Linked DNA regions of Homo sapiens: region 2 is linked to region 1. Evidence: chromatin loops called from intact Hi-C (ENCODE). Cell type or tissue: Caco-2. All regions are shown on one strand. Each heading gives the region's core, and the rest is flanking DNA. Links, peaks and the distances in the headings are about the cores only.

What was found. A loop is a pair of places that touch in the nucleus more often than their neighbours do. Peaks named below come from ENCODE experiments on the same cell type or tissue, not always from the same donor. Only the 100,000 strongest peaks of a DNase experiment are listed, where the experiment ranks them.
Region 2: a loop joins it to region 1, with 10 times the contacts of the local background. A loop is called at or near these places in 1 of 110 quality-filtered maps.

What each region holds. Positions count from the first base shown.
Region 1 is chr14:62,734,444-62,739,078 of GRCh38, forward strand. All of the region lies in intron 10 of KCNH5 (potassium voltage-gated channel subfamily H member 5), which reads right to left. Among named protein-coding and RNA genes, the nearest start is that of KCNH5, 310 kb to the right of the region's middle. In Caco-2, for the core only: no CTCF peak of the experiment used is centred there; a DNase peak (open chromatin) is centred at 2,128.
Region 2 is chr14:62,661,321-62,665,955 of GRCh38, forward strand. No RefSeq gene overlaps it. Among named protein-coding and RNA genes, the nearest start is that of KCNH5, 380 kb to the right of the region's middle. In Caco-2, for the core only: no CTCF peak of the experiment used is centred there; a DNase peak (open chromatin) is centred at 1,921.

The DNA of each region.
Region 1 (4,635 bases), core at 796-3,295:
TTTTATGCCTCCATGCCTTTTGAGGTCTGCATCTCTCCCTAAGATACCTTTGACCATGCTGTTTGACTTTGGCCAAGTGTTTCAGGGAAAGCACCATCATTTCTTTCCAGGAAGCCCCTCCTCTTGCCCCTATTTACCCAATCCCCACATACACTAGCATTATGCCTTCTCCACTAGCCTCCTGCTCATAAGTGTCCACAAATGGGCTCCTAGAACACCATATAATCTCTCAAAGAATTTAAAATTTTATATTGAAATTACCTATTAGCATCTCTCTCCTCCTCACCAAACTTTAAGTGCTCTAAGGCAGGGAACGTGACTTGGTCCTTTTTTCACAACTGCATAGCACAGTAACTTGAATCATAGCCAAAACTTAACATCAATTTTTATAATTAAAAGTAATTATTATTAATAATAAACCCTTGTTATGCTTTAACCTCAATGTCATCATTTAGAAATATATACGTTGAAACATTTCAAAAATCCATGAAAAAATTCGTATTCTGATATATTATAGGACAGTGCCAGTAAAGTCTTGCACTATGTACTCATTTGAAGTCAAGACAAGTGCAGACAAGTCCTTGGAGCAGGCAAGCCTAGATATATATGCCTTAAAATGGAGGAAGATGTCATATCTGTCTCCATGTGTTAGAGCTGATGTACAATCCTTATACCTGACACCCTATCAGAGCTCTTGCAGGAAATAAAGCTTAATGATATTCAGTTTGAAAGTGGGAGGAGGATTTTGTAGCACAAGAGTCAAAAGGAAGAGTAGATATAATCAAACCAATGTTGATGATATAAGGGGGTGACAAGAATGCTGAAGCTGTAGCTGTCATCAGGAAGGGACTCACTTGGGCTCAAGAGTGATAGTAGCCCTGGTTATAGGGCAAAGCAGGCAGTGGGGAACAGCAAGGCAAGGCTATTCAGGAACATGTGAGATACCCTAGAAACCCCTTGAACTGAACATATGGATTAGATGCCTGAGATTCTTCAATTTCACTGTTACTGTCTTCTTCACACAATACCTAAGCAAACATGGGCTTGTTATCATTCAGATAAGTACTGCTACTACTGGGATCAGGATAATAATTTTAACAACAAAAATAATCATATCTAGTACTTATTGGAATTTATAATAGGCGGTACTCCACCTTCAAAATACATCCACAATCCATCCACTTCTCACCGATACCACTCTGGCCAATGCCACTGTTATGAATCCTCCATAACAGTGTCCTCCAAATTGTGTCCTCCAACAAAGATACGTTGAAGTCCTGATACCCAGCATCTTCAATGTCACTTCATTTGGAGGTAAGGTCTTTACAGGGTTAATTGAGTTTACAAAAAAATGGTTATTAGGATGGACCCTAATCCAATATGACTGATGTCCTTTATAAAAAGAGACAGATAGGAACAGTGGGAAGATGACATGAAGACACATAGTGGGGAAATAGCCAGGTGGCTGGAGTGATCCCTCTACCAGCCCAGGAACTCAAAAGATTGCCAACAAACAACAGAAGCTAAAAGAGACAAGGAAGGATTCTTCTCTAGAGCTGTCAGAGAGACTATGGCCCTGCTGAAGTCTTGATTTCAGGCTTTAAGGCTCTAGATTTGTGAGTCGATAAATTGCTGTTTGTTTTGGTGCTTTGTTATGGCAGCCCTAGCTAACTCATGCAATTCCCAATGCTTGGGTTGTTGCAAGACTTTTCACTGGTCTCTTCTCCTATTCTACACTTCTGCATCATCTCCACCCCCACCTCTGTAATCTATTCTTGACATGTAAGATGAAAACAAGAGCAAACCTCTTAAACTGTAAGTTAGATCATATTACTCTTCTATTCAAAATCCTCCACTGGCTTCCTATCACATTCAGAGCAGAAATGAAAGTCCTTACTGACAGAGGAGGAGCATTGCTATCTTAGACAAGCCCCTCATTCTAAAGTTCACCTTAATAAAAAAAAAAAGCTGTCTAAATCCAAAGGGCATCAGCCTGATGGCTAAGGTCAGCATGACCATAAACCACAAATAACATCTCCAGACAGAAACATTCCAAACTCCACCCAGACAAAAGACATGCCGGCCCCAAGATAACCTCCCTCCAGCCAGGAAGATGCCAGCCTTGAGATAATGCCCCGCAGGCCGGAAAGATGTCTGCCCAAAGATAAACTTGCCTCCTCCCAGAGACATTCCAACCCCACCGTAAAACTTCTTCCTCACACAGAAACATTCCAAGCTTCTGTTAAGCCCCCTCACCCTAAAACCAATATATACTCTTAGTCTGTAAGAGAAAGCACTCCTGACCAAAATTGGCCAGAAGTCCGTCTCAGGTTTTATCTAAAGTAAACCTGTCTTTACTGCCGAGCCACAGTTCATGTTTCTTTTCTCTTTCTTTAACTCTTACGCTTACAGTGAATTCCAAGACTACACCTTTTGACCTTATATCCCACTGTTTACTCCTTTCTCACCACAGTACAGGCTAACTGGCTTCCATTCTGTCCTTCAAACATGCCAAGAAAACTTTTTTCTCTCAGGTCCTTTATAGTCATTATTTCCTCTGCTCATATCCCTTGGATATCCATAAGCCTTGCTCCTTATCTTCTTTAAGTCTTTGTTCAAGCAACAGTTTTTTAATGAGGTCTAATTATCCTACATACAATTGCAACCCTCCACAAATGCTTGAACCTTCTTTCCTGATTCATTTTCCTCCATTGCTCTCATTATCTTCAAATAGATTATACATTTTACTTATTTGTTTTTCTCCCAAACACAAATTTAATCTCAACAAGGACTTCATTTTTTGTTGGCTTTGTTTACTGATGCACCCTAAATACCTAGAACATATAGCATTTGGCACATGAAAGTGCACAAGGCATATCTATTGCATGAATAGGTTATATCTTGCACCTTAGAGGGAGCACAAAATAGTAGCAGAATGAATACTGACTACCACTGGAGTCATAATTCCTGGGTTCTATACCCATTGCCTCACTTACCTGGCATAAGTGGCCTTAGGTAAGTAGAGTCTCAGTCTGTTTATTCGTCTGTTAAAATGAGAAGAAATCCAGCCTACCTCACAGCATTCTCCTGAGGATCACCTTGGATGATGCATATAAAAGTGCATCTGAATCTCTACAGTGTTATATAAATATGAGCTATTTTAAAAATAAATCTACTCAGAGTTTTATAGAATGAAAGTGATTCTGTATATTAAGAGGTAAGTAATAAAACATGATATTCTTAATTATTGAGAAGTCAGGCTTCCTGAAAATAGGCTCTAAAAAAGAAAAAGTAAAAGAAATCCCAGTCGAGTACCACTTTAAAATGTCTAAAAACAGAAGCTATGAAATGCAACATTCATTATTAACAGCTATTACTTGCTAAGACTTACTAAAAATACTTTTATATATAACAAAATAGAGTAGTCTCTCCTTATCCACTGGGGACAATTCCAAGGCCCCCAGTGGATGCCCAAAACTGCAGACAGTCTGAACCATATACATTTTTCCTATACCCGCCTACCTATGATAAAGTTTAATTCATAAATTGGACACAGTAAGAGATTAAAAACAATTAATCATAACATAAAACAATTATAATAACACTCCGGCATCACCACTCTTGCACTTTGGGGCCATTATTAAATAAAATAAAGATCATTTGAACACAAGCACTGTGATACCATGACAGTCAATCTGATGACTGAGACGGCTACTAAATGGCTAATGTGCAGACAGTGTACACAGTAGGTATATGCCAGATGAAGAGATGATTCCTATCCTCAGTGGGATGGAGCTGGACTGCTTCAGATTTCATCACTTCTCAGAACAACCCACAATTTAAAACATACAAAATGTTTTTTTTCTAGAATTTTACATTTAACATTTTCAGATTGCAGTTGACTGTGGGTAGCTGAAACCACAGAAAGGGAAACTGCAGATAAGGGAGGACAACCGAATTCGAAAGAACTCAGTGCAGTTAAGCTTTCTGGGTGCCTCAAAGAGCTCATTATGAGTGAATGAGACTCAATATTACTGGCTGAAAGTGTATCATCTCATATAAATAATAACAAAACATTTTAAAATGTCATACAATGATTTCTTTAATTTACCTTGACCATTATGATTTACATATGCTAATAAACTGCCAAGTAAGGATTCCATGGATAATATGTAGTTTGTGTTTATATCGCTATCAGATCCTACAATCATACTTAGGGCATCTGATATCAACTCGATATTCATCAAACAGTTAAACAAGAAGCATTTCCTTAAGTACCATCAGGCACTGTGCCTAATGGAGGGTGCAGTGATTAATAAAACATGTCTCTTGTTTATAGCAGTTCGCAATCCAGTTAGAAATATACAGTCATATGCCTCAATACAAATTAGACTTTAAAAGGGCCCTTAATAAAAGGAATGCACATAGAAAGAGCATTATGGAGAAGCAAAAGATGAATTCTGAATGAGGAAATCTGGAAGTCTTTAGAGATGGTGTTACTTTAGCTGGGTCTTAAAGGACTTCAACAGGCAGAGAAAGGGGGAGGATGTAAGGGCATTCCAGACAGAGGGAATAAATTGGACAGGAGAAGTAAAGGGTTCAAGAAGAACTTAGATTTGTGGTAACTTTACCTAT
Region 2 (4,635 bases), core at 957-3,456, 73 kb before region 1:
ACTACCTGACTTCAAAATTTACTACAAAACTATGCTAATGAAAACAGCATGGAACTGGCATAAAAACAGGCATGCAGACCAATGGAACAGAATAGAGAGCTCAGAAATAAATCCACACTTTTACTGTCAATTGACCCAACAGCTTCCAGGAACACACCGTGGAGAAAGAATAGTGTCATTAAATGATGTGGGACAACTAGATTTCCATATACAGAAGAATGAAATTGATTTTTATCTTATACCATGTAAAAAGTCAACTCAAAATGGATTAAAGACTTATAAGCAAGACCTGAAACGATAAAACTACTAGAAGTAACCATACTGGAAAATCTCCGTGACATTGGTCTGGGCAATGATATTTTCAAGGTGAACCCAAAAGCACAGGTAGCAAAAATAGATGGGTGGGACTACAAACTAAAAAGCCTCTGCATAGCCAAGGAAAGAATCAGAGTAAAGAAAACCTATAGAATGGGAGAAAATATTTGCAAATCATATACTTGATAAGGTGTTAATATTCGAAATATATAAGAAACTCAATGTAAGGAAACAACTCAATTTTTAAATGGGCAAAGGATCAAAACTAGACATTTCTCAAAAGATGACATACAAAGGTCCAACAGGCATATGAATAAATGCTCATCACTAATCCCAGAAAAATGCAAATTAAAACCACAATGAGATATCACTTCCTTCCTGTTAGAATGACTCTTCTCAAAAAGACAAAAGATACTAAGTACTGGTGAGGATGTGGAGAAAAGGGAACCTTTGCACAAGGTTGACCTAATCAGAATGGCCTTTACTACTGTTGTAGAGGGCCCTCAAAAAAATAAAAATATAACTGCAATATGGCCTAGCAATCCCACTACTGGGTATACAACCAAAGGAAATGAAATCAGTATGTCAAAGAGGTACCTGCCCTTCCATTTCACTGAAGCATTCTTCACAATAGGCAAGATATAGAGTCAACATAAGTGTCCATCAGCAGGTGAATGGATCAAGAAAATGTATATGAGCCTGAGAGTTTGGAATGAACCAGTCACACATGTGTATTCTGGTGAAGAGTGATAGAATCCTTTATATCAGTCACCTGGCCTAGAAGAGTTATATATGACTTTTTTTAACCTTAAAAATGAAGGACATTCTGTCATTTGAGACAGCATGGGTTAACCTGGCAGGCAATACATTAAGTGAAATAAAACAGGTACAGAAAGACATATATGATCTCACTCACATGTGGAATCTGTAATTGAATTCAGAAGTAGAGAGGAGAACAGTGGTTACCCGAGGCTGGAGTGTGAGTGGGTGTTGGGGAGATGTTCGTCAAATCACACAAAATTTCAGTTAGGAAGAATGAGTTCTAGAGATCAATTAACCATAGCATGGGGACTATGGTTAATTATAATGTATCATATTTTTGAAAATTCCTGAGTAGATTTTGTTCTCACCACAAAAATTTGAAGTAATGAACATTAGTTCAATTTAGCCATTTCACAATGTACACAGATTTCAAAATAACATGTAGTACATAAGTACTATATACCATCTTTGTCAAATATTCTCAGATGGTATTCTTGTAACCAAGCGAGTTATAGAGAAACGCCACACTTTGAGACTAATTCAGGAGTCCTTTATTAGCCGGCGACTGAGAGATGGCTAATACTTGAAATTCTCTCGGCCACAAAGAAAGGGCTAGATTTTCTCTTATACTTTCATTTAGAGAGGGCAGGAGGAACTGAGCTGAAGCAATCTTACAGAAGTAAAACAGGCAAAAAAAAAATGGAAAAGACAAATGGTTACAGGAAAACAAAGTTCCAGGTGCAGGGGCTTTAAATTCATCACAAGGTGATAGGTGTGGGGGCTCCGGACACAAACGCGGGGGCTTTATTATACTATCACCCGAGCGAATTCCTGGGAACTGTGGACACAGCTTGCCGCAGTACCTTATCAGTTAATTGCACTCTTTGATGTGCTGAGAGTCAGCTTGCACAAGTTAAGTCCTTGAGGAAGGGGGTGGGTAAGGAGATCTTAATGTCTTGCAAATGAAGGAGCCAAATGGAATCTGTCTGGCTTTTTCAGCTAAGAGTCAATCAAGCTAATACAAGTTAGGGTATCACAGTATGTATTTTATAAAAGTTAAAATACATTTTTAAAATGTATTGCTGCAGCATACTTGTGCCTGTTTACTTTAGTGACAGCCTTATTTTGAATTTTTGTATAAAAATAGGGAGGTAATTTATATCCTTTACTCTTGGCACCATGCCCAATTGAAGTCAGAAGACCATCAGGATTTGAGTTCTGGTTTTGTCACTTACATGCTGTTGGATCTACCCCTAGCCATTGACGAGATCAATTTTCACACACATCAAAATAAGAATATCTGCCATGCCTTAGCTAGCTTGTGTTGTGAAGGCTAAGTAAGTTTAAAATCATAAAAATGGAAACTTCTAATGTGTTTTAGAATTTTAAACTAGGCCGGGCGTGGTGGCTCACGCCTGTAATCCCAGCACTTCAGGAGGCCGAGGCGGGTGGATCACAAGGTCAGGAGTTTGAGACCAGCCTGGCCAACGTGGTGAAACCCCATCTCTACTAAAAATACAAAACTTAGCCAGGTGTGGTGGTGGGTGCCTGTAGTCCCAGCTACTCAGGAGGCTGGGGCAGGAGAATCGCTTGAACCCGAGAGGCGGAGGTTGCAGTGAGCCGAGATCATGCCACTGCACTCCAGCCTGGGTGACAGAGCAAGACTCCATCTCAAAAAAAAATAAAAAAATAAAATAAAATAAGTAAATAAATAATTAAACAGTGACATTTATAGTTTAAACTTAGGTAGGTCTCTTTACCCTGTGGGGTAAAGAATGCACTTTAATTATCATCAGAATTAGAAATATTACTGATATTTTTAGTTCACTTTTGTGGCAGCTGAAAGCTTTGGAGATTAACTGTCTGCATTCTGTGTGGATTATTTGCTATCTTGTTTCTAGTACGTGTTCTTAGTGAGTTCCTGAGACGTTTAACTGTGAACGTACTAAGGGTGAAACAATCAAATGTCTTGTTTCATATGAAATTTAGGACCTAAAATAGGCAGACTTCAGTAACAATCTCTTCTCAAATTCAGTAATAATCTCTTCTCAATTTTTCTCCTAGAGCAAAATTTACTGCTTTATGCAAGCTGAAGAAATACAGAGACAAGCTGCCAAATAAGGTAACAGAAGTATTTTTAAATTGAAATGAAGGAGGCCAGGTGACTGATATGAAAGATTCCTACCACTCTTCGCCAGAATACCCATGTGTAATTGGTTCATTCCAAACTCTTCAAGAAAAGGAATTGAATCCTGGAAGAAATGTCACTGAAACAAAATATTTAAAAAAATTTCTCAGGGATCAAAAAAGCATGTTGAACATAAAGTATTTGCAGGTAGATTTTTTAAAATACAAATTTCAAAAATATATGTAATGTCCATGGGGAGAAAGATTACTATTTAAATATAAGATATTAGATTCTTCTTCCTAAATCTTATTATTGGATTAACAGATTCCAGCACTTAACACTAAATGCCGCCTGGATAAGAAGGGATACTCCTTAATGTGGTTTACCTTGTTTCTTTACCTGTAACATAACTATAATGTTTATTTTCCTTTTTTCCTGTAGTTTCTTGCCTAAGGGTAATGTTTTATCCTTCACTAAAACAACAAGATCGTGACGCTTCTTATTTCTGATGGAAAGCAATCAATTAAAGGGCCTTTGATTTCTAGTCTCACCCAAGAAAATCATGCTTCACATTTCAAAAGAAAAGCAGACTAAAATTTTCAAATACGCTTTCTCCATTCCTGAAAATTTTACTTGGGCAATTCCAGTAATAAGACAATCATCACATGGGTGCTTTCAGCAAATAACCCAAGGACGGAAATAGGAGCTGCATTTTCACTAATGCATGAGAGCTACAAGAGAGCCGAACTCTACATGGGTGAGACTTCCAGAGAAAACAGTTTTAATACTTATAGAAAGATGAGGCTATTATCACAGTCAAACTCCAAATGTATTTAGTGTCAGCTGGACTTGAAAGCAAAGCCAGCCTCCTCTCTGCCACACACCCACATACAGCTGTAGTCAATTCCCTTTAGATTTTGCTTCCTCAATGCTTCTAACATCAACCCCGCTCCTGCCTGTCTCCAGTTCAGACTGCTGCTACACGTGCAAGTTCAGGCTTTTCCCATTTCTGTTTTTGCTCATGCTGTTTCTTTCATCTAGAATCCCTTCAGACTTGTCTGTTGAACTCCTACCTAAGTTCCTTTAAGAGTTAATTATTCTGCCCTGCTGCACCCCCAGCCCTCCCGCAACACACACACACACACCCCTCCCTCCCCACCTTCTACTCTCTCACTAGGGCACTAGATAGCCCTCCAATGTCTTAATGACTTTTTTGGAGCATTCAGCATATTCTGACTTCATTTCTCTTAAATCATTTTCCTGCCACTCAAAAGCCTTTCCTCATTCCTCATTCCTGAACTAGAAGCTTTATTTATCTCACAGACCTATGCTTCGTGCTACTACTTTCTGCAACTTGGGCTGAAATTCCCACCATTCTTTTAACAAATATTTATTAAAAGCATACTAGCTAAAAAAAAATTCATACTTAA